Regions from separate parts of the Homo sapiens genome. Here region 1 is linked to region 2. The links are chromatin loops, found by intact Hi-C in ENCODE. Cell type or tissue: OCI-LY7. All regions are shown on one strand. Each heading gives the region's core, and the rest is flanking DNA. Links, peaks and the distances in the headings are about the cores only. Region 1 overlaps LIMK1 (LIM domain kinase 1). Region 2 overlaps GTF2IRD1 (GTF2I repeat domain containing 1).

Region 1 (15,490 bases), core at 9,064-14,063, 360 kb after region 2:
GACCATAGGCTTATGCCACCACGGCTGGCTATTCCGTTTTGTATTTTTGGCAGAGATGGGCTTTCGTAATGTTGCCCAGGCTGGTCTCAAACTCCTGAGCTCAAGCAATCCACCTGCCTTGGCCTCCCAAATTGCTGGGATTTTAGGTGTGAGCCACTGTGCCCAGCACATTTCTGTTGTTTTGAGCCATCTGGTTCACAGTACTTCATGATGGCAGCCCCAGGACACGAATACACCACCTCTCCAGATGGGCATGGTTACTCGCTCCTGTGCTTTTGGTGGAGAACCGGGCTCTCCTCCCTTGACAATCCTTAGACACTGGGCTCTTTGCCTGCCCGTCCCCTGCTTAAATATCCACCTAAAGCCTCCTCTTTTTTTTTTTGAGATGGAGTCTCGCTCTGTCACCCAGGCTGGAGTGCGGTGGCGCGATCTTGGCTCACTGCAAGTTCCGCCTCCCGGGTTCACACCATTCTCCTGCTTCAGCCTCCCAAGTAGTTGGGACTACAGGCACCTGCCACCACGCCCGGCTAATTTTTTATATTTTTAGTAGAGATGGGGTTTCACCGTGTTAGCCATGTTGGCCAGGCTGGTCTTGAACTCCTGGCTTCAAGTGATCCACCCACCTCGGCCTCCCAAAGTGTTGGGATTGTAGGTGTGAGCCACAGTGCCCATGTTAGCCAGGACGGTCTCGATCTCCTGACCTCGTGATCCGCCTGCCTCGGCCTCCCAAAGTGCTGGGATTACAGGTGTGAGCCACTGTGTCTGGCCAAGCCTCCTCTTTCAGGAAGCCTGCCCTGACCACTCCAGCCCATACGCCTATGCCCCCACTCTGTGGCCCCCAGATGCTGGTGCTGTCTGGTGTAGCCCATGGCCACTCTGCCATGGGCTGTGCTCTATGAAGACCACGGTCCTGGTCCTTTGTAGCTTACATGTCACTTTCTCCTTCATTGATTTATGAGACCCTCCTACCAGCCTGGGACTCTGATGGTCCACCATGAGTCAGTGGCAGAGACAGGACTCAAACCCAGGTCTGTCTGCCTCCTGACCCTGCGCTCTTCCCCACGGGCTGCTGCCCCCCACCCCCACCTCAAATTGAAGTCATGGAGGCAACATGGAGGGGCCTCCAGTTCTGGGAAGGCCCTGAGGCTGGGGTTGGATGGGCTCCTGCTGTCTCCTGACACCCAGCCACGTGGGGCCCTGGTACTCACCTCGCGGACCAGGCAGTTGTGGGAGTTGAGGTCTCGGTGGATGATGTTCATGGAGTGGAGGTAGGCCTAGGGACGGGGACACGGGAGTCAGGGGGCAGCTGTGCAGAGGGACCCCAGCCCATCCTGGCTCCCCAGGAACTCCCTCTGCTCCCACCCCAATCAGGCCAGTCGGGACGATTCTTCCCACTCTCCCATCGACCCCCTCTGCCCTCTTTCAAAGCTTCTTTGTGGGTTCTGTTTGCAAATTCCTGGTGGGATTATGAATGGAGCTAGAGCACCCGGCTCACTCACCATCCCTGATGCGATGTCCTTGGCAAAGCTCACTCTCTGGCTCCATGGGTACTGGCTGTCCTGGGATGGAGAAAGAATGGCCAGGGTGGGGCCGGTGGGGGCCCCGATGGCAGGGATGGTTGCATGAGACAGAGGCAGGAAGAGGCAAGCGTCCTAGAGGGTCCCTGGGCTCCCCAACACCCCGATTTCTTCGGGCACCCACAACTGTCTGCTTCTAAGGAGTATGAGTCAACACAGCTCACAGACATTATTTCCTTTTTTTTTTTTCTTTAGATGGAGTCTCACTCTGTCACCCAGGGTGGAGTGCAGTGGTACCATCTCAGCTCCCTACAACCTTCGCCTCCGGGGCTCAAGTGATTCTTGTGTCTCAGCCTCCTGAGTAGCTGGGACTATGGGCATGCGCCACCACACCCAGCTAATTTTTTGTATTTTTAGTAGAGACGGGGTTTCACCATGTTGGTCAGGCTGGTCTTGAACTCCTTACCTCAGGTGATCTGCCCACCTTGGCCTCCCAGTGTTGGGATTACAGGCATGAGCCACTGCACCCGGCCTCAAGCAATTCTCTCGCCTCAGCCTCCCAAGTAGCTGGGATTACAGGTGTCCACCACCAAACCCAGCTAATTTTTGTAGTTTTAGTAGAGACAGGGTTTCACCATGTTGGCCAGGCTGTTCTCAAACTCCTAACCTCAAGTGATCCACCTGCCTCAGCCTCCCAAAGTGCTGGCATTACAGGCGTGAGCCACCGCACCCGGCCCCTACAAACATTATTTCCTAACAGAACTGATTTCAAACTCTAAGCAGGGATATTCCTCTATAGCTCCCAATCTGCCTCCTCTGAGAAAACAAGCTATATTTATTTTCTATAAAATCTCATCTTTCTGTCAGGTGTGGTGGCTCACGCCTGTAATCCCAACACTTTGGGAGGTCAGAGTGGTTGGATCACGAGGTCAGGAGTTTGAGACCAGCCTGACCAACATGGTGAAACCCTGTCTCTACTAAAAACGCAAAAATTAGCCGGGTGTGGTGGTGGGCTCCTGTAATCCCAGCTACTCGGGAGGCTGAGGCAGAATCGATTGAACCTGGGAGGTGGAGGTTGCAGTGAGCCGAGATCACGCCATTGCACTTCAGGCTGGACAATAAGAGCAAAACTCCATCTCGGGAAAAACAAAAACAAAAACAAAAAACTCATCTTTCTAGGTTTTTAAAAAATTAGAACCTACTTTCACAGACAGGTAAGAGGTAGAAGGGCCCAGCAAGGTCACCTGCGCAGTGGCAGCACTGAGCCATGCCAGGAGAACGGGGCTTTGGGCTCAAATCATTTGGGGGAGACGCCTCATTCTCAAACCTCATCCCCTTGGAGATCTTTATTTTTTATTGAGACAGGGTCTCACTCTATCACCCAGGCTGGAGTGCAGCCTCGACCTCCTGTGCTCAAGTGATCCTTCTGCCTCAGCCTCCTGTGGAGCTGGAACCACAGGCATGTGTCACCACATTTGGCTAATTTTTTAATTTTTTTTGTAGAGATGGGATTGGGATCTCATTATGTTGTCCAAGCTGGTCTTGACCTCCTGACCTCTAGTGACCCTCCTGCCTCGGCCTTCCAAAGTTTGGGAATTCAGGTGTGAGCCACTGCGCTTGGCCTAGCCCAGAGTTTCTAAATTGCACCTGACAACGGAACCCGTTGTGTCAAGTTACACCTAGCAGGAGCCCATAGGGTCCACACCTTGGATACAAGGTAATCCAACCTGAGGAAGATCCCATGGTCTCAGGGTGGTACAGAAATGGGGCTGGAGGCCAGGACTGGATCCCCAGGGTGTGGTCCAGCACAGGGCTCTGTGAGGCTTCCTCCAAGTGCTTTTTTTTTGAGAAGGAATCTCGCTGTCACCCAGGCTAGAGTGCAGTGGTGCGATCTTGGCTCACTGCAGGCTCTGCCCCCTGGGTTCAACGCCATTCTCCTGCTTCAGTCTCCCGAGTAGCTGGGACTACAGGCACCTGCCACCTTGCCCGGCTAATTTTTTGTATTTTTAGTAGAGACGGGTTACCAGGATGGTCTCGAACTCCTGACCTCAGGTGATCTGCCAACCTCAGTCTCCCAAAGTGCTGGGATTACAGGTGCCTGCCACCAGGCCCAGCTAATTTTTGTATTTTTAGTAGAGACGGGGTTTCACCATGTTGGCCAGGCTGGTCTTGGACTCCTGACCTCAGGTGATCTGCTGGCCTCAGCCTCTGAAAGTGCTGAGATTATAGGCATGAGCCACTGCACCTGGCCTGAGCACTTTATTTCTAAAGATGGATTTGTAATTTTATTCAAATCCTTAAGGAAAGCTCTGAATTTTATTTTAGTTTTTGAGACAGGGTCTTGCTGTGTGGTCCAGGCTGGAGTGCAGTGGTGAGATCACAGCTCACTGCAGCCTTGAATTCCTGGCCTCGAGTGATCCTCTTGCCTTGGGCTCCCAAAGTGCCAGAATAACAGGTGTGCACCATTGTACCTGGCCTTTCCTAGCTTTAGATGGAGTCAGTCGCTCCCCTTTTTGATTAGGAATCAGGGTTCAGAGGGCCTTTGAGACCCCTGTGGCTTCCCCCCATTGAAGAGATGAGACTGAGGCTCACAGAGGGAGCTGCTTTGCCCGGGGCCGCACAGCGGGGGTGGCTGGCTCTGCCCAGGACTCACCATGCTCTTGATGATGCCCCGGAGCGTGCCGCCCTTGATGTACTCAGTGATGAAGTTGAGCCTCTTGTCCTTGTAGAGCACCCCGATGAACTTGAGCACGTTGGGGTGTTCCAGGCATCGCATGACCTTCACCTGGCGGGGCACAAACAGGCTGGGCCCGGGCTCTGTGTGGTCCCAGCTGTGCTTGGGTCTGCTTCTCCCTTTTCCATCCCACCAGGGGCTGTAGGCGGTCTCAAAGATACGGAACCCCCAGCTCCCCTCTCCTGCCTCTGCCACACCCTCTGGCGTCCTGTGCCCTCTGCTTGAGCTGCCCCCACCCCCAGCGATGCTCTTTTTCCCAGTCCCCTGCCTGCAGTTACTTTCTTTTTTCTTTTCTTTTTTTTTTTTTTGAGAAGGAGTCTCACTCTGTCGCCCAGGCTGGAGGGCAGCGGCACGATCTTGGCTCACTGCAACCTCCGCCTCCTGAGTTCAAGAAATTCTCCTGCCTCAGCCTCCTGAGTAGCCTGGATGACAGGCACTCACCACCATCATGCTGGGCTAATTTTTGTATTTTTAGTAGAGACGGGGTTTTGCCATGTTGGCCAGGGTAGTCTCGAACTCCTGACCTCAGGTGATCCGCCCGGCTCAGCCTCCCAAAGTGCTGGGATTACAGGCGTGAGCCACTATGCCCGACCAATGCAGTTACTTTTATTTTTTTTGGACACAGGGTCTTGCCTTGTTCCCCAGGCTGGAGTGCAGTGGTGCGATCATGGCTCATTGCAGCCTCCAACTCCTGGGCTCAAGCGAGCCTCCCACCTCAGCCCCCCGAGTAGCTGGGATGACAGGTGCACATTGCCAAGCTCGGTTAATTTAAAATTTTTTTGTAGAGACGGGGTCTTGCTATGTTGCCCAGGTTGGTCTCAAAGTATCCTCTCTCCTTAACCTCCCAAAGTGTTGGGATTACAGGCGTGAGCCACTATGCCTGGCCTGCTCGCTCTTCTTTCAATGGTTCCCAGAGCCCTTTTCCGACCTGTGTTGATGGGGCAGGGGTGAGCACCTGGAAGTCCCTCTGGAGGGAAGAGGGCATTCCGCTCACTGACCTCCTTGAGGAACGTCCTCTGGGTCTCCTCGTCGAACCGGATCAGCTCCTTCATCACCATCACCTCACCTGTCTCACGGTGTGTCACCTGCGTGTGGGACACAGAGGTGTGAAGACAGAAGCTCTGCTGTAAGCCCGCCTTCTAGGAAGCCCCATCTCCACCCCAGGACTGCCAGGGAGATGTGCAGATGGCTTCATACTCTAGGCTGTGCATGGGATGTTCCCAAATACCCAAGTGGATGGGATGTATTAATCCCTTGTCTTTTTTTTTTTTTTTTTGAGATGGGGTCTTGCTCTATTGCCCAGGCTGGAGTGCTGTGGCATGATCATAGCTCACTGCAGCCTTGAACTCCTGGCTCACAATCCTCCTGCCTAAGCCTCCCAAGTAGCTGGGACCACAGGCATGCACCACTATACCCAATTAATTTTTAAATTTTTTGTAGAGATGATGTCAAGGCTGGTCTTGAATTCCTGGGCTCAAGCGATCCTACAGCCTTAGCCTCTCATGGTGCTGGGATTACAGGGATAAACTACTGTGCCTGGCTAGGAGCCACCTTTCAATGACCTCCCGCACATAAGGTCTCAGTCTACCTGTAGGAGGTCCCCTGTTCCTAATTAGCTCCAGGAGGCCAAGGGAGGAGAGGGCACTGGCCAGGGAGTCTGGAAGCCAGATACCCCTTCCACTGTGTTTCCATAGACTGGGAAGGAAGGAGGATGGAGGGGTCCCACCCAGACTGTCCCCTGAGACCCTGGCATGCTCTGTACCTTGATAGCCTGGCCGAAGCAGCCCTTGCCCAGCACCTCCCCGTGGATGAGGTCCGACGGCCGGAAGATGCGGTGTGGCCGGCAGACTACGCGGAGGGACTCAGAGCGACCCAGGTCCTTGCGCTGGGAGGCCGGGGAGCCCAGTGAGCCAGCGCCCGGAGACCTGTCGATGCTGCAGCTCCTCCTGGGGGGCACACATGGTGCCAAGTGCCACCGGGGGACAGGTAGCACCCGGCCAAGGCCCTGCCCCTTCCTCCTCCTGCCTGCATGCCCCTGTCCATGCCAGTCTATGCAATCACCCCCTGCTTTGGGAGGGCCCGCCTGGGACAGTCCAAAGGCTGCCCATCCCAGTGTCTCGGCCTATCCTGGCTCTAGTGGCAGCCCCCAGCTCCCCTCAACCCCTCAGATCCTGCTCTGTCATCCTCTTTTTTTTTGAGACAGAGTCTCACACTGTTGCCCAGGCTGGAGTATAGTGGCGTGACCTTGGCTCACTGCAACCTCCATCTCCTGGGTTCAAGTGATTCATCTGCCTCAGCCTCCTGAGTAGCTGGGACTACAGGCACCTGCCACCAAGCCCGGCTAATTTTTGTATTTTCAGTAAAGATGAGGTTTCCCATGTTGGCCAGGCTGGTCTTGAACTCCTGACCTCAGGTGATCCACCTGCCTCGGCCTCCCAAAGTGCTGGGATTACAGGCATGAGCCACCACGCCTGGCCCCGTCCCCGGCTTTTTAAAAAATGTGTGTTTCCTCTTTTTTTTTGAGAGTGGGTCTTGTTTTGTCACCCAAGCTGGAGAGCAGTGGTGTGATGACAGCTTACTGCAGCCTCCACCTCCCTGGCTCAAGCCTGGGCTGCATTTGTGCAGGGCTGGCTCCCCGACCTAGGTCCCACAGCCCCTGAGCCCCAGCAGGAGTGAAAGCACCCAGCTGAACCGAGGAGCAGGCTGACTTACAAGACAGGTTTCTGCCGGGCAGAGCTGCCCGCCTCCCCGCTGGGAGTATAAGCCGGAGAGCTCAGGGGGCTGGTCTCAGGCCCCAGCCCGTGGCCCAGTGTATCGTGAGGGTCATGCTCGAGGGTCAGCTGGAGCAGGCGGCTGGTTTCCTGAATCAGCAGGTCAATCTGGGGACAGCAGGCATGTGAATGGGGGTGGAGTGGGGAGGGGGCTAGGCATGAAGGCACTACCTCCCGTCCTGCCCCACAGACTCAGGACCGTACCTCGTCCAGGGGCACATTTCGGATGGGCGTGCCATTGATTTCCAAGATCCGGTCTCCGACGTGGATGGAATTCTTCACATCTGGGCTCATGCAGCCCGGATCCACTCTGTGGGTAAGGCAGGGGTCAGGCCAGTGCCCACCTGTCCCTCAGAGCCCCAACAGGAAACCAAGGCGAAGGGCACCAGATCCAGGGTGAGCAGGTGGAGGATTCTACTTCGTGTGACTGGGAAGTAGCAGATGGCCAGAACACCGAGTTCTGGTTTCAGGGGAGGAATTCTGTAATCAATTACTGATGTCTGCCACAGGTGTGAGCTGGAGAAAGGTGGCACGCTTGTAGGCACTGGCCACCCACACAAGATGCTCAGCTGTTCCCATTCAATGGACCATTGTCTCCACCCTGGGGGAACAGATCTATCCTTCCAAATCCCAGGTATGTTTGGTCTCGAATTTTTTTTTTTTTTTTTTTTGGAGACAGAATCTCACTCTGTTACCCAGGCTGGAGTGCAATGGCACAATCTCAGCTCACTGCAGCCTCTGCCTCCTGAGTTCAAGCGATTCTCGTACCTCAGCCTCCTGAGTAGCTGGGATTACAGGTGCACACCACCACACCCAGCTAATTTTTTTTGTATTTTTAGTAGAGACGGGGTTACACCACATTTCCCAGGCTGGTCTCGAACTCCTGAGCTCATGCAATCCGCCCGCCTTAGCCTCCCAAAGGGCTAGGACTGGCCGGGCGCAGTGGCTCACACCTGTAATCCCAACAGTTGGGGAGGCCAAGGTGGATGGATTACTTGAAGTCAGGAGTTTGAGACCAGCCTGGCCAACATGGTGAAACGCCGTCTCTACTGAAAATACAAAAATTAGCCGAGCGTGGCAGTGGGCGCCTGTAGTCCTAGCTACTTGGGAGGCTGAGGCAGGAATTGCTTGAACCTGGGAGGTGGAGGTTGCAGTGAGTCAAGATTCTGCCACTGCACTCCAGCCTGGGTGGACAGAGCGAGACTCCGTCGCAAAAACAAAGTGCTAGGATTACAGACATGAGTCATTGCACCTGGCCTGCCTGGTATGCTTGGGGCAGATGAGTGCCTTGGGTCCCAAAAAGGTCCCGGATTAGTGGCTTCATATCTGACTCCCAAACTCGCCCTGCAAGAGGAGGCCAAGCTCTATTGCTCCTGCATTGGCAGGAGGGAGCTGGCAGCTTGCCCTGAGCCACAATTGCAGGGTGAAGACGGGAAAGAGACCCTCGATCAGTTGCCTATAAGCTAACTCACAAAAAGACCAATTTGCCAAATTTACTTATTTCTTTTAACTCTTCGGTGTTAGGGACCTGGTTTTCTTTTCTTTTCTTTTTTTTTTTTGAGACAGAGTTTTGCTCTTGTTGCCCAGGCTGGAGTGCAATGGAGTGATCTCGGCTCATTGCAACTTCCGCCTCCCAGGTTCAAGTGATTCTCTTGCCTCAGGCTCCTGAGTAGCTGGGATTACAGGCATGTGCCACCATGCCTGGCTAATTTTGTATTTTTAGTACAGATGGGGTTTCTCTATGTTGGTCAGGCTGGTCTTGAACTCCTGACCTCAGGTAATCCACCCACCTTGGCCTCCCAAAGTGCTGGGATTATAGGCGTGAGCTGGTTTTCATTTTGCCTCATAAAAGCTTTTTAGGGAATGCTCACTTTGTCTCTGCCCTAGGTCCTGGAGATGGAAAAGGGGATGGGGGTAAGGCAGAGAGGAGACTGAGAACTTTAAGAAAAACAGGGCCAGGTGTGGTGGCTCATGCCTGGAATCCCAGCACTTTGGGAGGCCAAGGTGGGAGGATTGCTTGAGACTAGGGGTTTGAGACCAGCCTGGGCAGCATAGCAAGACCCCATCTCTATGACATTTTTTACAGAAAATTAGCTGAGCATGGTGGCACACTCCTGTAATCCCAGCTATTTGGGAGGCTGAGGTGGGAAGATCACTTGAGGTCAGGAGTTCGAGACCAGCCTGAGCAAAATAGTGAGACCTCACCATTACAAAAAATAAAAAATTAGCCAGGCATGGTGGTGCTGCCTGTAGTCCCAGCTACTCGAGAGGCTGAGGCAGGAGGATCGCTTGAGCCCATGAGGTCGAGGCTGCAGTGAGCTATGATCATGTCACTGCACTCCAGCCTGGGCAACAGAGTGAGACCCTATCTCAAAAAAACAACCAAGCAAACAAAAAGACTATTCTCGTATGGGGGAGAAGCTCTTCCTTACAGTAACAAATGCAGAAGGAAGAACAGAGTTAGAAATTCAGCATTTGGTAGCCACCCTAGTAATAATCGCTACAGGCAAGAATCATCAATAGATGCTCAAATCATTTGGGGAAGGGTTTTTGGGAACAGGATATTTACAGACTCAAATCTCACAAATGGTTTATTGATGACAAAGGGAAAAAAATCCTTACAGTACAGAAAAAACAAGTAATCAAAGTGAACATCCTCAGCAAAGGGCACACTGACATCATATGTCTCCTGGCAAGATCCACTCGGAAGGACAGAGGATCACTTATGCAGTATCAGGCCAAACCTGCAGAGCCTGTCTCCCTAAGAGGAAACATCAGTCAAACCCAAATGCGAGGGCAGGTACGATGGCTCACGCCTGTAATCCCAGCACTTTGGGAAGCTGAGGCGGGAGGATCACTTGAGCCTAGGAGTCTGAGACCAGCCTGGGCAACACAGTGAGACCCTGTCTCTTTTTAAAAAAAAAAAAAAAAAAAAGGAAAAACATTTTACTTTAATGACTGGCCTGTACACTTCAAAAATGTCAAGATCATGAAGGGCAATGAAAGGCTGAGGAAATGGCCAGACGCAGTGGCTCATGCCTGTAAACCCAGCATTTTGGGAGGCTGAGGTGGGTGGATCATTTGAGGTCAGGAGTTCAAGACCAGCCAGGGCAACATGGTAAAACCCCGTCTCTAATAAAAATACAAAAATTAGGCATGCATAATGGTGCACGCCTGTAATCTCAGCTACTTAGGAGGCTGAGGCAGGAGAATCACTTAAGCCCAAAGGCGGAGGTTGCAATAAGCCAAGATTGCGCCATTGCGCTCCAACCTGGGCAACAAGAGCAAAATTCCGTCTCAAAAAAAAAAAAAAAAAAGATACTGATGACACATGACGATTAAATGCAATGTTGATCATGGACTGGACTGTGGATGAGGGGGAGATTGCTATAAAGGACAGCTCAGTAGTTCAGTATAGAGACAATAGGCAAAATTTGAATATGGTCTGTGTATTAGATAATGGTATCAATGTTACATTTCCAAAATGTGATCACTGAACTATAAGATACAATTGATAATTACATAACAGAATGCCTAGCCAGGCGTGGTGGCCCGTGCCTGTAGTCCCAGCTACTTGGGAGGCAGAGGTGGGAGGATCACTTGAGCCTGGGAGGTTGAGGCTGCAGTGAGCTGTGATCGCATCACTGCACTCCAGCCTCAATGACAGTGATACCCTGTCTCCAAAAAAAAAAAAAAAAAAGAGAAGGTCCTTCTTTTGAGAATATCTAGCATAATTGTGGGGGAGTCAATGATCCCTGCAACTTACTCCCAAACGATCAATAAATAACAACATGTACATGTATGTACAAATATAAACAAGTCACTAAACATGTATATGTATCTGTATCCATATATGTATATATAGAGAGACACACATATAACTCCCAAATATGGCAGTTACGAATTGGTGAACCTTGGTGAAGGGTGTGTATGTATTCAATGGACTTATTATTTTAGCAAATTTTCTATAAATCTGCAAAATGCGAAGATGAAAAGTTGAAAAAAACCAAAGAAAATATTTTCATTGATACAGGCTTTGCATGCATATAACCTTAAAAATAAGCCAGGCATAGTGGCTCACGCTTGTAATCCTAGCACTTTGGGAAGCCAATGTGGGAGGATTGCTTGAGCCCAGGAGTTCAAGACTAGCCTGGGCGACACAGCAAGACTCAGTCTCTACAAAAAATTAAAAAATTAGCTGGGTGTGGTGGTGTGTGCCTGTAGTCTCACTACTCAGGAGGCCGAGGTGAGTGGATTGCTTGAGCACAGGCATCTGAGGCTATAGTGAGCTATGATTGTGCCACTGCACTCCAGCCTGTATGACAGAGCAAGACCCTGTCTCAAAAAAAAATTGTGTGTCTATATATATATATATATATATATGACATACATATGTAAATTCCTTAGAATCTCACATCCTCTCCCTTGGTTTGCTAAAGCAGCAGGTGGCCTGGATAAATTAGACCTTCCTTAAAACGCTGCTATACACAAAATGAAAAGCGGTCAACTAAAACCAGTTTAAAACAAATAAGTAAATCTTTGGCAAGTTGGGCTCTTTCTGGGAAGGGTGTGGCTCTTTGCAGAACTGGGATGTTCCAGATGTTGGCTGGGCGAATGCTTACCCAGTGAGGCAGACAGGGAGGAGACGTCATTAACTGTCTTCTTCATTTTTATTTTAGAGATAGGGTCTCGCTCTGTCGCCCAAGCTGGAATGCATGGTGTCATCATAGCTTGCTGCAGCCTCCACCTCCTGGGCTCAAGCAATCCTCTCACCTCAGCCCTCCGAAGTGGCTGAGATAACAGGCATGAGCCGCTGCACCCAGCTGACTGTCTTCATTTCTAAAATTCTGCCTGGATTTCAGGGACCAGCTGCAGCCTCTGACTCTGTGGGGACCTCCCTTGGCCCTCTGGTAAGAGCCGTTGGTCTGGGAGTTTCCTCATCTCTTTCAAGCAGCTGTCTGCTCATCATGTATGTAAAGCAGCTGCTGGCTTGGCTGATGTCAAGGGATGGAGACACACAGTCAAGCCCAGTATAATTTTCTGTCCCCAGGGCCACCTTCACATCTCAACAGTGCCTATGCAGTGCCAGGCACCTGCCAGGTGTACAAGAAACATTCACTGCGTCAAATGAAAGCTAGCACTTGGTAGGGCCGGGCGTGGTGGCTCATGCCTGTAATCGCAGCACTTTGGGAGGCCGAGACGGGCGGATCACGAGGTCAGGAGATCGAGACCATCCTGCCTAATATGGTGAAACCCTGTCTCTACTAAATATAAAAAAAAAATTAGCCGGGCATGGTGGCAGGTGCCTGTAGTCCCAGCTACTCGGGAGGCTGAGGCAGGAGAATGGCGTGAACCCAGGAGGCGGGGCTTGCAGTGAGCCGAGACCACACCACTGCACTCCAGCCTGGGCGACAGAGCGAGACTCCGTCTCGAAAAAAAAAAAAAGAGAGAGAGAAAGCTAGCACTTGGGCCGGGCACGGTGGCTCACACCTGTAATCCCGGCACTTTGGGAGGCCGAGAAGGGAGGATCACTTGAGCCCAGGAGTTTGAAACGAGCCTGGCCAACATGGTGAAACCCTGTCTTTACTAAAAATACAAAAATTAGCCACATGTGGTCACCTGTAGTCCCAGCTACTCAGGGGGCTGAGGTGCAAGAATTGCTTGAACCTTGTGGGTGGAGGTTGCAGTGAGCTGGTATCACACCACTGCACCCCAGACTGGGCGACAGAGTGAGACTGTCTCAAAAAAAAAGAAGTGACCAATTGCCCAAAAGTAGAAACACTGCATGCTACTTCTCAAGGTGTCAATAAAGGCGCCACAGAAATCTTAGAAAGCTCCAAGGTATCCAACTCCCTCATTGTTCAAACAGACCCCCAAAGCCTAGAGAGAAAGCAGCTGCTCAAAGTCACACAGTAATCTAATCTTTATCAGCCCTGCCCCATTTTTTTGAGACAGGGTTTTGCTCCATTGCCCAGCCTAGAGTGCAGTCGTGCAATTATAGCTCACTGTAGCCACTTCCTGGGCTCAAGAGATCCTTCTGCCTCAGCCTCCCAAGTAGCTGTGACTACAATGTTTCCCAGGCTGGTTTCGAACTCCTGGCCTCAAGTGATCCTCCCATCTCAGCCTCCCAAAGTGTTTCGATTATAAGTGTGAGCAACCATGCCCAGCCTTTATGTGTTCAGTGATTTCACCATGCCTGGCTAATTTTTAATTTTTTTTTTTTTTTTGTAGACATGCAGGTCTCGCTATGTTGCCCAAGCTGGTCTCAAACTTCTGGCCTTAAGTGATCCTCTCACTTTGGCCTCCCAAAGTGCTGAGATTACAGGTGTGAGTTACTGCGCCCAGCTTCTTCACTCATTCTTGACTTGGTTCCTCCTCTTTCTTGTTGGATCAGACATGGACTAAAGAAAATGTCTTTTTATTTTTTGAGTGTGTTTTTTTTATTTTTATTTTTTTGATACAGAGTTACACTCTTGTTGCCCAGCCTGGAGTGCAATGGCAGTCGGGGCTCACTGAAACCTCCACCTCCTGGGTTCAAGTGATTCTCCTGCCTCAGCCTCCCAAGCAGCTGGCACTATAGGCACACACTACCATGCCTGGCTACGTTTGTATTTTTAGTAGAGACGGGGTTTCACCACATTGCCCAGGCTGGTCTCGAACTCCTGACCTCAGGTGATCCACCCACTTCGGCCTCCCGAAGTGCTGAGATTACAGGTGTGGGCCACCATGCCCGGTTGAAAATGTCTTTTTATTGTATCTGGCATTTGTAATGGTATTCAGAGGAATGACTGGGCCAGAAATCTGGCAAACCAGGTTGTCAGAACTGGGCCCCATCTGTACCCAAACACTCGCCCATTCATTTTCAGGGCCCCCAGTGCCAGACTCTGCCACCCACATCAACAGCCATAGCCACACCGACGGCAGCCTCGGCAGGCCGGCCACTCACCCCTGGACGCGGACGGTGTGTGAGTGCTCGGTGCCACAGCCCGGTGGGCCGTGCGGGGGGTCAATGGAGACTGAAAGTCCACGCTTGCCATGAGATGAGGCTGGGATGGACACCAGGGTGACGGTGTGGGGCAGGTGGGAGCCAGGGGAGTCAGGCAGGATCTGCTCGATGACGGGGGTCACCACAGTCTGGTAGTAGCAGTGCCCGCTGCAAGAGCCGCCGGGGTGGGAAGAAAAGAGTGTCAAGGGCGTCATCAATTTCAGCATCTCTGCAGCCCCCAGCCCCAGGCTCTTCCCCCAATCCCTTCCTTTTTTTTTTTTTTTTTTGAGATGGAGTCTCACTCTGTTGATTACAACACTGCACCCCAGCCTGGGTGACAAAGCAAGACTCTGTCTCAAAAGAAAAGGAAAGCTAGCAATTGTCCAAAAGTGCAGTGGTGTGATCTTGGCTCACTGTAACCTCCGCCTCCTGGGTTCAAGCGATTCTCCTGCCTCAGCCTCCTGAGTAGCTGGGATTACGGGCACGCACCACCATGCCTGGCTAATTTCTTATTTTTAGTAGAGACGGTTTCACCATGTTGGCCAGGCTGGCCTCAAACTCCAGACCTCAGGTGATCTGCCTGCCTTGGCCTCCCAAAGTGCTGGGATTATAGGGGTGAGCCACTGCACCTGGCCAGCTTTCTTTTCTTTCACTCTTCCTATGGAACTGGGAGCAGGAACTGTGCGTGCCCAGCCAGCCCTCGTCCCTCTGAGTCATTCGGGTCTGTCTACTCGCTGTGATCCTGTAAGGCGGCCAGGACAAGGCCTGAGGATAAATCCAGTTCAGGAGGAAGTCATTAAAAGCCCATCTGGGATCAAGCCACGTTGTCCTCTAATCCAGCTTGATCAGTGTTGTATAAGAAAGAATCTGTCTGGGTTTTGTCCTGATTCCTGGGAGGGAGACTCTAAGTCCTTGGAATGGGGTATCTTTGTTATTCATGAGCCCCTCAGACTATTCCTGAGTTGATACTAATGAGATGACTCAGCCCCGCAAAGATACATCATGTGATTTGAAGAGGGTTGCAGCTTTCATCCAGCCTGACCTCCAAGAACGGGGGCTAGAGACTAAGCTTGATCATACGGCCAATGACTCAATCAGTCATGACGATGTAATGAAATCCCAATAAAAACTCTGGCTGCTGAAGCTCAGTGAAGCTTCCTGGTTGGTGATCACATTGATGTGCTAGGGGAGGGAGGGGAGATGCTTCTTCATTTGGTCGGACCTGAGCTGTGTCCTTCATAATAAAACTGGGATAAAAATGGAGGATTTCCTGAGTTCTGTGAGTCTGTTAGCAAACGATCAAACTTGGCAGGGTCTTGGGAGTCCCTGAATTTGTAGCCAGTCGGTCAGAAGTGTGAGTGGGTTGGGGACCCCTGAACTTGTGGCTGGTGTCTAAAGAGGGAGCAGTTATGCTGGGGATGGTGTCCTTAACTTGTGGCATCCACCCCACCTCTGGTGGTTTGTGCCAGCACCATGCTGCAGT
Region 2 (15,490 bases), core at 4,703-9,702:
GGCACCAACTAGAACAAATGAGATGGTGAACTCCAAGTGGAGTTACTCTGGAAAGGCCAGTTCCAGGCCAGGCCCCTTTTTACCTGGAGTGTAATATACATGCAATAAAATTCATTCTTTCTGACATACAGTTCTATGAGTGTTCTGTTTTGTTTGTTTGTTTGTTTGTTGTTGAGACAGAGTCTCATTCTGTCGCCTAGGCTGGAGAGCAGTGGCGCCATCTCGGCTCACTGCAGACTCCGCCTCCCGGATTCAAGCAATTCTCCTGCCTCAGCCTCCTGAGCAGCTGGGATTACAGGCACCCACCACCATGCCTGGCTAATTTTTGTAATTTTAGTAGAGACAGAGTTTCACCACATTGGCCAGGATGGTCTCAATCTCCTGACCTCATGATCTGCCCGCCTTGGCCTCCCAAAGTGTTGGGATTACAGACGTCAGCCACCGCACCCGGCCGTTTTTTTTGTTTTTTTTTTTGTTTTTTTTTTTTTTTTTAAATATTTCAAAAAGATAGAGACAGGGGTCTTGCTATGTTACCCAGTAAACATAGTTTGGTCTCAAACTTCTGGGCTCAAACCACCCTCCCACCTCAGCCTCCTGAGTAGCTGGGAATACAAGTGCAAGCCACAGTGCCTGGCTAATTTTTAAATCTTTTTGTAGAGATGGGGTCTCGCTCTGTCACCCAGGCTAGAGTGCAGTGGCACAATTATAGCTCACCGCAGGCTTGAACTCCCAGCCTCAAGCAATTCTCCCGGCTCAGCCTCTTGAGTAGCTGGAACTACAGCTGTGTGCCACCACACCCGGCTAATTTTTTTGGCTGTCTAAGCTGGTCTCAGATTCCTGACCTCAAGCGATCCTCCTGCCTCAGTCTTCCAAAGTGCTGGGATTACAGGCATGAGCCTCTGGCCATATTTCTATGAGTTTTCACAAATGCAAACAGTCAGGTGACTGCCACCGTAATCAAAACGCATTTCAGTTCCATCTCCCCAAAAACTCTCCCACTCCCAGGCAAACCCTGTCCCTAATCCTGCATTTTCCAGAACATCATATGACTAGAACCAGAGGCCGGGCACGGTGGCTCACGCCTGTAATCCCAGCACTTTGGGAGGCTGAGGCGGGCAGATCACCTGAGGTCAGGAGTTTAAGACCAGCCTGGCCAGCATGGCGAAATCCCATCTCTACTAAAAATACAAAAAAAATTAACCAGGTGTGGTGGCACGCCTGTTGTCCCAGCTACTTGGGAGGCTGAAGCAGGAGAATTGCTTGAACCAGGGAGGCGGAGGTTGCAGTGAGCCGAGATCACGCCATTGCACTCCAGCCTGGGCAAGAGAGCAAGGCTCCGTCTCGAAAAAAAAAACCCCACATATGAACAGAACTAGGTTGGAAGCGGCCTTTCCAGTCTGCTTCCTTCCCTTAGCACAATGCTCGTGAGGTTTCCCCGTGGTGGTGTGGTATCCATCATTCATCCTTTTTCACTGCTAACTAATATTCCACAGTATGGATGTTCCAGTTTGTTTATTCACTGGGCAGTCTGACATCTGAATTGTTTCCAGTTTGGGGCAATTATGAATAAAGCCACTATACATATTCCTCTTTAGGTTTTTATGTGAATTTGAGCTTTCATTTCTCATAGGTAAATACCTAGTCATATGGTAGGTGAAGGCTGAATGTTATAAATAAGCTATCAAAAACCCAGAGAGACAACCATTAGCAATTACCAGGGGCTGGAGTGGGGGGTGCTGGGGAATGGAGAGACTGCTAATGAGGTAACAGGCTTCTTTTCAGAGTGACGAAAATGAACGGACTTAGATGGTGGCGATGGTCACACAACTTCATGATGATACTAAAAATATTGCATAGCGTATTTTAAAATGGTGAATTTGGCCGTGTGTGGTGGCTTATGCTTATCTATCTCAGCACTTTGAGAGGCTGAAGTGGGTGGATTGTTTGAGTCCAGGGGTTCAAGACCAGCCTGGGCAACACAGCTACAAGAGATACAAAAATTAGCCAGGCATGGTGGCATACACCTGTAGTCCCAGCTACTCGGGAGGCTGAGGCAGGAGAATAGCTGGAGCCTGGGAAATGGAGGTTGCAGTGAGCCAAGACTGCACCGCTGCACTCCAGCCTGGCCAACAGAGCCTGGCCAACCCTATCTCTAAAAACACTAAATAAATAAAATGGTGAATTTTATGGTATAATGATATCATAATAAAGAATATGATAATTTTTATCTTTTTTGGTAGAGACAGGGCCTTGCTAATACATATGCCGTCTCTACCAAAAAAATATTTAAAAATTAGTCAGGGGTGGTGGCTTGGTGCCTGCAGTCCCAGCTACTTGGGAGGCTGAGGCAGGAGGATCCCTTGAACCCAGGAGTTTGAGGCTGCAGTGAGCCATGATCCCACCAAAGCACTCCAGCCTGGGTGACAGAGCAAGACCCTGTCTCAAAATAAAATAAAATAATAAAAAGTAGAAACACCCCATATGTCCATAACTGATGAACAGATAAATATGATCTATCCATTAAATGGAATATTATTTGGCCATAAAAAGAAAGGCACATTGACTCACGCTACAATGTGGATGAACCTTGAACACATTATACTCACTGAGAAAAGGCCAGACTCGAAAGACCACATATTACATGATTCCATCTACAAGAAACGCCCAGAATAGGCAAATCTACAGAGATGGAAAGTAAATTAGTGGTTGCCAGGGGATGGGGGAGGAGGGAATGAGGGCTGACTGCTTAATGGGGGGAGATTCTTAGGATGATAAAAATGCTCTGAAATTAGACAGTGATGAATACTGCACAACTCTGTGAATATATTTTAAAAAAAACACTGAATTATACACTTTAAAGGAATAGTTTTAAAATAAACTTACAAAAAAAAAGAAAATCCAACATGGTAGAGAAGAACAGAATCAAGTCTCTGGAGACATCACTGAACCCTGAAAAGCATCACCACGCTCCTACCCCAGCCTCCAAATACCTACTCACAGGTACCCATCCCAGCCTCCAAATACCTACTCATAAGTACCCATCCTATCCTCCAAATACCTTCCATATTTTTTTTTTTTTTGAGATGGAGTCTCGCTCTGTCGTCCAGGCTGGAGTGCAGTGGCTCGATCTCGGTTCACTGCAAGCTCCACCTCCCGGGTTCACGTCATTCTCCTGCCTCAGCCTCCCGAGTAGCTGGGACTACAGGCGCCCACCATCACGCCCGGCTAATTTTTTTGTATTTTTAGTAGAGACGGGGTTTCACCATGTTAGCCAGGATGGTCTCGCTCTCCTGACCTCATGATCTGCCTGCCTTGGCCTCCCAAAGTGCTGGGATTACAGGCGTGAGCCACCGCGCCCGGCCCTTCCATATTTTCTTATGAGGAATAAATAAACTCCTTTTTGTTTAACTGTCAGGTTTAATATCTAAAGTCTGCCAGGCTACACACACACACACACACACACACACACACACACACACACACACACAGTTTTTTTTTTTTTTGGAGATGGAGTCTCGCTGCTCTGTCGCCAGGCTGGAGTGCAGTAGCACAGTCTTGGCTCACTGCAACCTCTGCCTCCGAGGTTCAAGTGATTCTCCTGTCTCAGCCTCCCAAGTAGCTGGGATTACAGGCACGTGCCACCACGCCCGGCTAATTTTTTGTATTTTTAGTAGAGATGGGGTTTCACCATGTTGGCCAGGCTGGTCTTGAACTCCTGACCTTGTGATCTGCGCGTCTCAGCCTCCCAAAGTGCTGGGATTACAGGAGTGAGCCACTGCGGCCTGGCTGGGTTTTTTTTTTTTTTTTAAATTATTTTTATGTTTTGTAGAGAACAGGGTCTCACTACGTTGCCCAGGCCGGTCTCAAACTCCTAAGCTCAAGCAATCTGCCCATCTCGGCCTTCCGAAGTGCTAAAATTACATGCCTGAGCTGCTGCACCTGACCTGGCTTAATATTTAGATATTTGCTATATTTACAGTTGGGTGTTTAATTACCTGTAGCCAAATGCAGCCCTAAATGACAGGGGACAGTCCCCTCTTTACCACTAACCAGGACTCGGGGAGCTGTGTACACTGGGGAGTAAAGCTCCAGGCTAGTAGTCAGGATTCAGCAGAACGTCAAGTAATCAGGCCTCGTCACCGCCGGTGGCCTCAGGAATGTCACATACATGTGCATATACACACCCATGCATGCACACAAGCATGTGTGTCTAAATAGCCCAGAGGCGGATCACCTGAGGACAGGAGTTCAAGACCAGTCTGGTCCAACATGGTGAAACCCCGTCTCTACTAAAAATACAAAAATTAGCCGGGAGCAGTGGCGGGCGCCTGTAATCCCAGCTACTCAGGAGACTGAGGCAGGAGAATCGCTTGAAACCAGGAGTCAGAGGTTGCAGTGAGTCGAGATCAAACCACTGCACTCCAGCCTGGGTGACAGAGCGAGATTCTGACTCAAAAAATAAAAATAAAAAATTAAATACAAAATAAAATACAAAAATTAGCTAGGTGTGGTAGTGCATGCCTGTAATCCCAGCTACTCGGGAAGCTGAGGCAGGCAAATCGCTTGAACCTGGGAGGTGGAGGTTGCAGTGAGCCAAGATCACGCCACTGCACTCCAGCCTGGGCGACAGAGCAAGACTCTATCTCAACAACAAAACAAAATAAATAAATAAATAAATAGCCCAGAGGATTAACTGTTCTGGCACTCCACACTTGTGCTGTCTGCACACATCAGCTGCCTTTCCTGGAGGGAAACGCTCCAAATTGGGCTGTACTCGGCTCAGAGAGACAAGCTGCCCCCACTGCCATCGCCACTGCCCTCCAGATGCCTCTGAACGCCACAGCCAGGCCGGCAGAAGCAGCTCCTGGGATGGGTAGAGGAGCGCCAACGAGAGCTGGGATTGAAGGATGGAGAGGGGCCGGGCATGGGGGCTCACCCCTGTAATCCCAGCATTTTGGGAGGCTGAGGCGGGTGGATCACTTGAGGTCAGGAGTTTGAGACCAGCCTGGCCAACATGATGAAACCCCATCTCTACTAAAAATACAAAAACTAGCCGGGTGTGTTGGCAGGTGCATGTGGTCCCAGCTACTGGGGAGGGCTAAGGCAGAATTGCTTTAACCCATGAGGCGGAGGTTGCAGTGAGCCGAGATCATGCCACTGCACTCCAGCCTGGGCAATGGAGCGAGACCCTGTCTCCAAAAAAAAAAAAAAAGAAAGAAAAAGGGTGGAGGAGGCCCCCACCCTTCATGGGCCCCCACCCCGAGCTTGCTTCTAATTCACTTGACAAGGTTGCACAGGATGCCCACTCCGCAACAGGCAGGGTGCTAAGGTCAGGGATGCGGAGGACAACATGATGATGGGGCCGTGACCCACTGGAAGTCACACTCTGTCTGTGAAGGTGACAGACAAGCACGAGGGCAATTATAGTCTTGTTTGTGATGCGGGCTGTGGCTGGGGACACAGACAAGAGGCACCTAACGTGACCTGGAGAGGGAGATGAGGTCAGGGAAGCTTTGCAGAGAGGAGTGACAACCCAGCTGAGACCTGCAACGAGAAATCAGCCCAGGGACACAGCCGGGGAGCATTACGCACGCTCTAGGGGAGAGGCAGCAGCGTTCCAGGAAGCGAGACGGAGCACAGTACGTTTTAGAAACGATGAGGCTCATCGTGGCTGGCACAGAGAGACACAGGCAGGGCCTGGCCATGCCTAGTCTGTAGCTTTTCCAGGAGCCACGGGAACCCCTGAGCTGCCTGGGAGTGAGGCCATCAGATACAGATCTTTACCTGGAGCCAATGCAGCAGCCCCACCGTCACGTCCTGTCTCTGGCCCTACGCTTCTGTCCAAATCACCGTCCTCCAGGGCCATGCAGAAAGCCACTTCTGCAGGCTGCCATCAAACACACCTGGGAGTGGCATTGTCTCCCGTCCCCTAAGCAGCCACAGGTAGCCCCCGCCCCAGAACAGGGCCTGGCCTCTAACAAGCGGGATGGCTGACTGTGACCTTGAGGGGCTAAGGGGTCGGCAGGCCAAGGGGACCAACCAGTTCTACCTTTGAGGTTTTCCCAGTTTGCAGAAGCAGAAACCGAGGCATGCTGTCCGGGTGCAGTGGCTCATGCCTATAATCCCAACACATTGGGAGGCCAAGGCGGGTGGATCACTTGAGGCCAGGAGTTCAAGACCAGCCTGGGCAACATGGTGAAACCCTGTCTCTACTAAAAATACAAAAAATTAGCCAGGCATGGTGGCGGGCGCCCGTGATCCCAGCTACTCGGGAGGCTGAGGCAGGAGACTCACTTGAACCCAGGAGGTAGAGGTTGCAGTGAGCCGAGATCCTGCCACTGCACTCCAGCCTGGGCAACAGAGGAAGACTCTGTCTCAAAAAAAATAAATAAATTGAGGCATGCCACACCCCACACCCCACACCCCACGGACAGAGGGGGTGTGTCCCAGACAGGCAGAAAATAAGAACAGATCTTGGAATGATGGGGTCCAAGGTTCACTGTCTGGGGGAGTGGGGCTCCCACAGGGCCAGCTTCTGGGGTCATCACGTGACAAGCTGACAAAGTGTTCTTCACTGAGATGGCAGCTAGCTCCCCGCAACTGAATACACTGATTTTCCCAAGAACCTGGCAATACTATATAAGAAAACTATCCTTGTTTTTTCAGATGAGGCTCAGAGAGGTACAGTCACTTGCCTGTGGTCACACAGCAGCTCAGCAGTCAGGCTGGGATTTGAACCTAGGTGTGTCTGGCTTCAAAGACCCTGATGGTTCCACTGCACCCTGCTGTGAAGTGAGGGAGCCCTGGCCTCTGACCCAGGGCCACCAAGAGCATCTCTCCTTTGGATATGCTGAGAAGAGAATATCTCAGGGAGCTGGTGGCCCGGGGCAGGTGGGGAGGTGGACCAGGATCAAAGAGGGAGGATGTGGTTTGCCCACCTGCCCAGAGGGCTGCACCCACAGCTGGCAGCCAGGGTGTGCCCTGGGAGCAGAGGTAACCACCTCCTTCCCCAAAGCCCTGCCTCTCCCCACCTGGCCTCACTGCAAGAAGCGGCCATGCCTGAAAAACCAGCTCCTGGATAAACATGAGAGAAACATCAGACTGAGAGAGTCACAAGACCCCTTGGAGCTGCCAGGACCACCCTGGAGCCAGGTGGGTGGGCGGTGGGTCTTGTCTGCTGCAAGGAGCCACCCAGGAGCACCCAAGGGCCTTCCTTCCTGCACAGGGCTAACCTCTTTCCAGGCTACCCACCGAGTGCTGGCCCCAGGGTCCAGCCTTTGAGGACTTTGGGGAACCCGGTAGGGGTGGGAGGCAAGGGTGGGGTACAGGGGAAAGGTACTTGGGGCAACCTTCATTAGAGAGGGGCCACAACGATTTCACAAATAACAAATTAAATAACAAAGTAAAAACCAGCTGGGCGCGGTGGCTTGTGCTCATGTCTGTAATCCCAGCACTTTGGGAGGCTGAGGCAGGTGGATCACTCGAGGTCAGGGGTTCGAGACCAGCCTGGCCAACATGGCGAAACCCCGTCTCTACTAAAAACACAAAAATTAGCCGGGTGTGGTGGCAGGTGCCTGTAATCCCAGCTATTTGGGAGGCTGAGGCGGGAGAAGTGCCTGAACCCAGGAGGAGGGGGGCTGCCATGAGCCGTGATCACACCACTACACTCCAGCCTGGGTGACAGAAGGAGACTCTGTTTCAAAAACAAACAAATAACAACAACAAAAACAACAAAGTAAAAACCCCCCAAATCTCTCAAGACACCCACGCAAGACATGTGATCACCCAGGAAGCTCCATCTCCTTAGGAAGCCGAGAGCCCTGGGAAACTCATGGATTTGCCAATGGGAAACTGACAAACTCTTGCTGGGCTCCCCTGCTTCATTCATGCCCACCTGGCAAACCTGTGGAGGTACTTGCTGTGGTTCCATTTTCTAGAGGGTCAAACTGAGGCTCAGCCTCAGGCAAGTGACAGGCTGGAGTCCGTAAACCACCATAATCTAGGCTCTAGCCACAAAAACATTCACCAGAATAGCCACTGTTCACACAGGGCTGACCTCAGGCAGCAGTGGATTCCAAACATTTAGCAACCAGAACTGTATTTAGAGCTCTAACAGGTAACTCTGGTAAAAGTGGTCCTAGGGCAGGGCGCGGTGGCTCACACCTGTAATTCCAGCACTCTGGGAGGCCAAGATGGGTGGATCATTTGAGGTCAGGAGTTCGAAACCAGCCTGGACAACATGGTGAAACTCCGCCTCTACTAAAAATACAAAAATTAGTCGGGTGTGGTGGCACGCACCTGTGATCCCAGCTACTCGAGAAGCTGAGGCAGGAGAATCAACTGAACCCGGGAGGCGGAGGTTGTAGTGAGCCGTGATCACGCCACTGCACTCCAGCCTGGGCGACAGAGTGAGACTCTGTCTCAAAAAAAAAAAAACAAAAAACAACAGTGGTCCTACTCTGGCCCAAAGGGGCACAGGAGGCTTGAGCCTCACATGTCCCCACCACCCGCTCCTTGGTGGCCCCTGGGGCCCTCCAGGGCTCTGTGGTAATCCACACACTCACATTACCCTCAGCTGAGTCTCACAGCCCTGCAAACCTAGTGTTCTGTTCTCCCACTTAAAGATGAACAGGCAGGACGCAGTGGCTCACCCCTCTAATCCCAGCACTTGGGAAGCTGAGGTTGTGGGATCACTTGAACACAGGAGTTCAAGACCAGCCTGGGCGACATGGCGAGACCCCCATCTCTACAAAATAAAAAAATTAGCTGGGTGTAGTGGCAAGTGCCTCCAAGCCCAGCTACTTAGGAGGCTGAAGTGGGAGAATCACTTGAGCCTAGGAGTTCAAGACTGCAGCAAGCTATGATTGCACCACTGCACTCCAGCCTGGGTGACAGAACGAGACCCTGTCTCAAAATAATAATAAGAACAGATGAACAAACCAAAGCCCAGAGATGTGACATCACTCGGCCAGCCCTGTTCCGTTTGATCCTAACTCCTGCTCCTGCCTGCAACAGTGGCTTCACCACCTTCCTTCCCTACCCTCAGAAGTCCTGCTCTTATTTCAGGCAAACATGAAACTTCTACCCCAAGCAAAACAGCTGCAGGAGTGAAGACCAGAGACGCACCACCAGGAACCCCAGACTCCCACAGGGTGGGGATACATAAGATGATGGGCAAGACACCCCAGGGCACAGACAGCTCCCCTCCCTGGCACCGCCCTCAACCTCCAGCTGTCCTGGCCCCATAGCCTCAATTACTCCAGAGCCCACCTGGATGGCGGCGGGAGGATCGCATGGGGCCAGAGGCCCGGAGGGCAGCGGCAGGCAGGTGTAATTTCATCGCGGGGCTCACAGTATGAGTCACCAGAAACAGAAGATGAAATTCCAGCTCTGAGGGCGGAGATGAGCAGCTCCCCCGGCTTGGGGTCAGCTCTTGATGTGGGGGGTGGGTAGTGATGGGGTGCAGGCCACAGGCCCCCCGCCAGCCAGATGGTGCCTTTGTGAAAATGAGAAAGAGGAACCACCTTCTTCTGGGGGGTCCCGAGCTGATGCAGGGCCGGCCAAGCCGGTTTGCTAGATTTCCCTAGAGAGGAGAGTGGCTAGAGGTATGTGGCATATCCACACCATGGAACACTACTCAGGGACCAGAAGGGACCAGCTACCCGTGTACCCAGCAATGCCGTAAATGCATTATGCTGTGTGAAGCCAGATTCAGAGGCTGTGGACTGTAGGATTCCATTTATGTGACATTGTACAAATGGAAAACCATATACAGAAGACAGATCAGTGGTTGCTGGGGTCAGGACAAGAGACAAGGATGAACAAACGGGCTTCAAAAACTTTTAGGGGTTACAGGATTGTTCTAACTCCTGGGGTCAAGCAATCCTCCTGCCTTAGCCTCCCAAGTAGCTGGGGCTACAGGCACACATCACCACACCCGGCTAATTTTTTTTTTAAGAGACGGGGTCTTGCTATGTTGCCCAGGCTGGTCTCAAATTCTTGGCCTCAAGTGATCCTCCCGCCGCAGCCTCCTGAGTAGCTGGGGCTACAGGCATGAGCCACCTCGCCTGGCTAATTTTTGTACTTCTTGTAGAGATGGAGGTTTCACTATGTTGTCTAGGCTAGTCTCAAACTCCTGGCCTCAAGCCATCCTCCCGCCTCAGCCTCCCAAAGCGCTGTTCTATGTCTTGACGGGGGTTGGACGACATAAGGGTGTGAGCCAGGCAAGTTCCTGGTATAGCATAGCCTTCACTCCTCAACGATATTTTTAATAAAATATAAAGTGGGGCCGGACACAGTGGCTCACGCCTGTAATCCCAGCACTCCGGGAAGTCAAGGTGGACAGATCACTTGAGATCAGGAGTTCAAAACCAGCCTGGCTAAGATGGCAAAACCCCATCTCTACTAAAAATACAAAAATTGGCTGGGCGAGGTGGCATGCACCCATAATCCCAGCTACTCAGGAGGCTGAGGCAAGAGAATTGCTTGAACCCGGGAGGCAGAGGTTGCAGCGAGCCGAGATCGCGCCACTGCACTCCAGCCTGGGTGACAGAGTGAGACTCCATCTTAAATAAATAAATAAAATAAAATATAAAGTGGGCCCTTCTCATGTGCCAGCCGGGGGCTGGGGACCAGGACCTAATGAGACTCCCTCAGGCCTGACGCCTCTGCAAGGTCCTCACTGGCTGGCGTAACAACAGATGGATAGACGAAAAGATACGGACTTGCTTTGATGGTGGTTCTGCCAGTAGCCAGAAAATGCACCTTGAGACCCTGCTAGACCCCAGCCAGCAAAGAGGCCTACCCTCGGCCAACCATCTAAGACACAAACAGCCTGGAGGGTCTCCCCTCTGTCACAGGGAACAGGAGGGGAAAGGGCTAAGCTGCCCCCTGCTTACCTACCCTCCCCAACCATGCAGCCTCTTCTGCATCCTCAAGTGCCCAGGACCGCAAGCCCTCAAGCCAGGCCCTCCCACCCTGTCTCCACCACAGACCTGCCCCCGGGGGTCCCACACACCCATGCTGTGGCATCCCCACGGGGTCACACCAAGTCCCTTGGACTACAGCACCACACTGGGACCCAGGCAGGTTGGGGAGAGCCATCTCCCTTTTACATCCAAGAAAACTGCCCAGGCGGGCGGAAGGTGGACGTGGACCCCATGACCCCGGCCCCTTACTTTCCCCCCATTTCCCCCACTCCAGAGGCTGCAGCTCAGGTGCTGGGAACCTGCCTCAGGTGGCAGCATGGCAAAGGTGCAGGAATTCCCAGCAGCCTCCGTGCTGTGGGGTCAGCCCCTCAAGTCCACAACCGCCCCCGTGGCGGGGTCTCCCAGCTTTGAAAGGTAGCCATTGCAGACACTTTCCCAGCACTCAGGCCTTGCCAATCCTACATGAAAATCTTACTTGGTGTATAATAGGGTGTTTCCAGCAATTTCCCACCCCCTCCTCCCAGCATCTCTAAATATACGGACCACATTGGCCAGAAATCCCTGAAGACAAGGACTTCCCAAACTGGGGATCCCTGGGCACCCCTCAGGCCACCTAGACTACACCCTCCATGCCACCCAGGCCAGTAGGAGATCTAGACCCTCGAGCCACAGGCTGGAGGAGGCCCGACCAAGGACATTAGAAGGATACTGCCTGTAATCCCAGCACTTTGGGAAGCTGAGGTGGGAGGATCGCTTGAGGCCAGGAGCTTGAGACCAGCCTGGGCAACATCGCAAGACCCCATCTCTAAAAAAAAAAAATTTTTTTTTAATTAGCTAGGTGCAGAGGCTGAGGTGGGAGGATCACATTGAGCCCAGGAGTTGGAGGTTGCAGTGAGGTAGGATCACGCCACTGCACTCCAGCCTGGGAAACAGAGTGAGACACTGTCTCAAAAAATAGAATAAAATAAAAATGAAAAAGGACCCTGCTGGCTGGGTACAGTGGCTCACTTCTGTAATTCCAGCACTTTGAGATCACTTGAACTCAGGAACTGGGCAACATGGCGAAACCCCATCTCCACCAAAAATACAAAAAATTAGCCGGGCACGGTGGCGTGTGCCTGTGGTCCCACCTACTTGGGAGACTGAGCCAGAAGGATCGCTTGAGCCGGGGAGGGAGAAGCTGCAGTGAGCCGAGATTGTGCCACTGCACTCCAGCCTGGGTGACAGAGTGAGACCTCATTTCAATACAAATTAAAAAAAAAAAAGCCAAGATTCAGTGAATCAGCTCCACTCGATTCAAACTCGCTCCAGATCATCCCCGGGGCCTCCACTGAGCCCTGATCCCAACTCCAGGGTCAGCCACACACACCTCTGGCCCCTCCCCAAACCCCATCCATCTCACCGCCCCAGAGGCAGCAGTTGTAGGGTTGGCAGATAAAATGCAAGACCTCCAGTTCAGTCTGAACTACAGATCAACAACAGGTAACTTTTAGCTAGAAGTTCATCCCAAATATTGCATTAGTCCTTGCTTGTCTGAAATCCAATTTTAGCTGGGCATCCTTATTTTTATTTGCTAAATCTGGCAACCTGAAGCAGGTGGTCCTGAAAGAGGGTGACAGGTGGGCACACAAATAGCTCTGGGTCAGCCAGGCCCCAGCTCAGGGGCGAGAGAGTTCTGTTCACCGCCTGAGACACTCCCTAAGACCGTGTAAGATAAAGTACATCCTCACCCATTTCACCTATCTTATTCAGGACACCTATCTTATCTTTTTTTTTTTGAGACAGAGTTTCACTCTTGTCGCCCAGGCTGGAGTGCAATGGTACGATCTCAGCTCACGGCAACCTTCACCTCTTAGGTTCAAGCAATTCTCTTGCCTCAGCCTCCCGAGCAGTTGGGATTACAGGCGCCCGCCACTACGCCTGGCTAATTTTTGTATTTTTAGTAGAGATGGGGTTTCACCGTGTTGGCCAGGCTAGTCAAACTCCTGACCTCAGGTGATCCGCCCGCCTCGGTCTCCCGAAGTGCAAAGTGCTGGGGATTACAGGCATGAGCCACCGCACCCGGCCCTAACTTATCTTAAATGGGCAAATTTCCAGGGCATGAACCCAGGTTCCTACAGACCTGGCCCCTTTCTGCACGACCCTCCATACTCATGAAGCCACAAACCTAGGTGCAGATTGGCCCAGAGAGAAGGGAATGGGACCGAGAATGGATCAGTTCCACAGGACGAGTGGAGAGAGAGCTACCAAAATAGGGTGGGTGAAGAAGTGATGATGAGGCCGGGCCTGGGGGCTCACACCTGTAATCCCAGCACTTTGGGAGGCCAAGGAGGGCCAATCACTTGAGGTCAGGGGTTCATTCAAGACCAGCCTGGCGAACATGGTGAAACCCCGTCTCTACTAAAAATACAAAAATTAGCCAGGTGTGGTGGTGTACATCTGTAATCCCAGCTACTCGGGAGGCTGAGGCACGAGAATCACTTGAACCCGGGAGGTGGAAGTTGCAGTGAGTTGGGATCGTGCCACTGCACTCCAGCGTGGGCAACAAAGCAAGACTCCATCTCAAAAAAAAAAAAAAGAAAGGGGGGTGATGGACCAGGGGGCTTTCCTGAAAAGCTTTCTGCCTCCAAAACCCACATTACCACACCCCCTACAGGCCAAAGCCCCTCTGCCACACCTGGAGATACCTGACTGAGAACTTCCAAAGTAGGCCAAGAAAGTGACAGGGTCCTGCCTCCCTTCCGGAGTATGGAGCCTGGGTAGAAAGCACATGTTTCTATGAGATGGGGCTGAGGGGATTCCGAGAGGCCAGGCCCCTCCTGCCGTATCTGGAGCCCCCAACATCTACACCTTGGAGACTGTTACCCCCTCACCAGCAATCATCTGTCACAACACACTGTCTTCTGGCCAGGTTCACGCATCTCCTTCTCCCCCAGAAACCATCCTTCCCACCACTCCACCTCTGCTATGAATTCCTTCAGGAAATTCCCTTCCAGTCACACTAAGGGTCCCTGTCCTAGCGGCCCCATATTATCCCGGAAGCCCCCCAATCAAAACTGAACTCAGGACCGGGCGCAGTGTCTCATGCCTGCAATCCCAGCACTTTGGGAGGCAGAGGCGGGCAGATCACTTGAGGTCAGGAGTTCTAGACCAGACTGGCCAACATGATGAAACCCCATCTCTACTAAAAATACAAAAATTAGCCGGGCGTGGTAGAGCATGCCTGTAATCCCGGCTACTTGAGGCAGGAGAATCGCTTGAACCCAGGAGGCAGAGGTTGCAGTGAGCCGAGATGGCGCCACTGCATGCCAGCCTGGGCGACAAAGTGAGACTCCCTCTCAAAAAAAAAAAAAAAAAAACAAAAACGTAACTCAGCATGGATTCCAAGCCCTGGGTCCTGCTCTGCTCCTCTGTTTATAAATTGGCCCTGCAGGTCTTCTTCCATGGGTGTCCCCTGAAGCCTCTGCAGGCCCCATGGAGCTGGGCATACACCCCTGGCTTGTCCCAAAGAACCTGGCTGTGACCCTGGCTGCCACGCATCTGAGAGAGAGATACTTACAAACGGCGAGAGTCAGAGAACTGAGAGATACAGAGAGGATGACATTGGGGAGCAAAGCCCCCAGGGTTAAGGTTGGGAGAAGACACAGGCTGGGGTAGTGGGGAGAGAGGGGGCCCCAGGAAGTTCAGGGAGAGACCCTGGGACTCCTACCAGGGTGGGGAACTTGCCCCAGAGATGAGCATTTAAGAAAAATAGGAGAGAGTCTGCTTAGCCATTTAGGTCAAGGCTCAAGAGCAGGATTTCATTCATTCATTCATTCAAACATGTAGCCATTTAACAAGTATTTGAGGAGCAAGCCTCCATCCCTTCCTGTCCCTAGTGCAATTGGGGAGAGAGATGTAAACATCTGAGTAAGATCAATGTTGGGACAAAGGAAGGAAAGGATGTTGGCTAGGCGCGGTGGTTCACTCCTGTCATCCCAGCACTTTGAGAGGCCAAGGTGGGAGGACTCCTCATGCCCAGGAGTTCGAAACCAGCCTGGGCAACATAGCAAGACCCCATCTCTACAAACAATAAAAAATTAACCAGGTGTAGTGGCCCTTGTCTGCGGTCCCAGCTACTTGTGAGGCTGGGGTGGGAGGGTGGCTTGAGTCCAGGAGTTCGAGGCTGCAGTGAGCTGTGATCACACTACTGCACCCCAGCCTGGGCACAGAGCAAGACTGTCTCAAAAAAAGAAAAAAAGAAAAAAAAGAGAGGACATCATGGGGATATAAAGGTGGAACCATGGCCAGCCCTGAGGACGAGGAAGTCTTCAGCCCAAAGATACCACAGCCAAGCCAAGTCCTGAAGGAGAGGAAAAGAGGCAAATTCTATAATCCTGACCCCCTACCCTAGCCAGGCAGGGCTAATAAAGGAAGCCCCCCAGCCTCCTCAGGGGAAAGGCCAAGAAGAACCTTCGAGAGAAGAGGAACTGTGTGTGCAGAGGCCAGGGGTAGGAGGAAGCCAGGCCATTCAGGAAAACGGCAAGACTACAGAATTTTTTCTTTTTTTTTTTTTAGATGGA

Evidence for each region. A loop is a pair of places that touch in the nucleus more often than their neighbours do. Peaks named below come from ENCODE experiments on the same cell type or tissue, not always from the same donor. Only the 100,000 strongest peaks of a DNase experiment are listed, where the experiment ranks them.
Region 1: a loop joins it to region 2, with 6 times the contacts of the local background. A loop is called at or near these places in 1 of 110 quality-filtered maps.

The regions. Positions count from the first base shown.
Region 1 is chr7:74,097,717-74,113,206 of GRCh38, reverse strand. LIMK1 (LIM domain kinase 1) reads right to left here. Exons shown (of 16, transcript NM_002314.4): 5 at 13,969-14,175; 6 at 7,227-7,332; 7 at 6,964-7,130; 8 at 6,014-6,197; 9 at 5,250-5,336; 10 at 4,171-4,302; 11 at 1,500-1,559; 12 at 1,209-1,274. Among named protein-coding and RNA genes, the nearest start is that of LIMK1, 22 kb to the right of the region's middle. RefSeq lists enhancers at 7,233-7,733, 12,525-12,594. In OCI-LY7, for the core only: no CTCF peak of the experiment used is centred there; DNase peaks (open chromatin) are centred at 11,416, 11,976, 12,496 and 12,966; H3K4me3 peaks cover 2,857 bases; H3K27ac peaks cover 4,865 bases.
Region 2 is chr7:74,456,675-74,472,164 of GRCh38, reverse strand. The region is part of intron 1 of GTF2IRD1 (GTF2I repeat domain containing 1); the gene reads right to left. Among named protein-coding and RNA genes, the nearest start is that of GTF2IRD1, 11 kb to the right of the region's middle. RefSeq lists an enhancer at 9,192-9,241. In OCI-LY7, for the core only: no CTCF peak of the experiment used is centred there; DNase peaks (open chromatin) are centred at 5,084, 5,604 and 6,974; H3K4me3 peaks cover 705 bases; H3K27ac peaks cover 893 bases.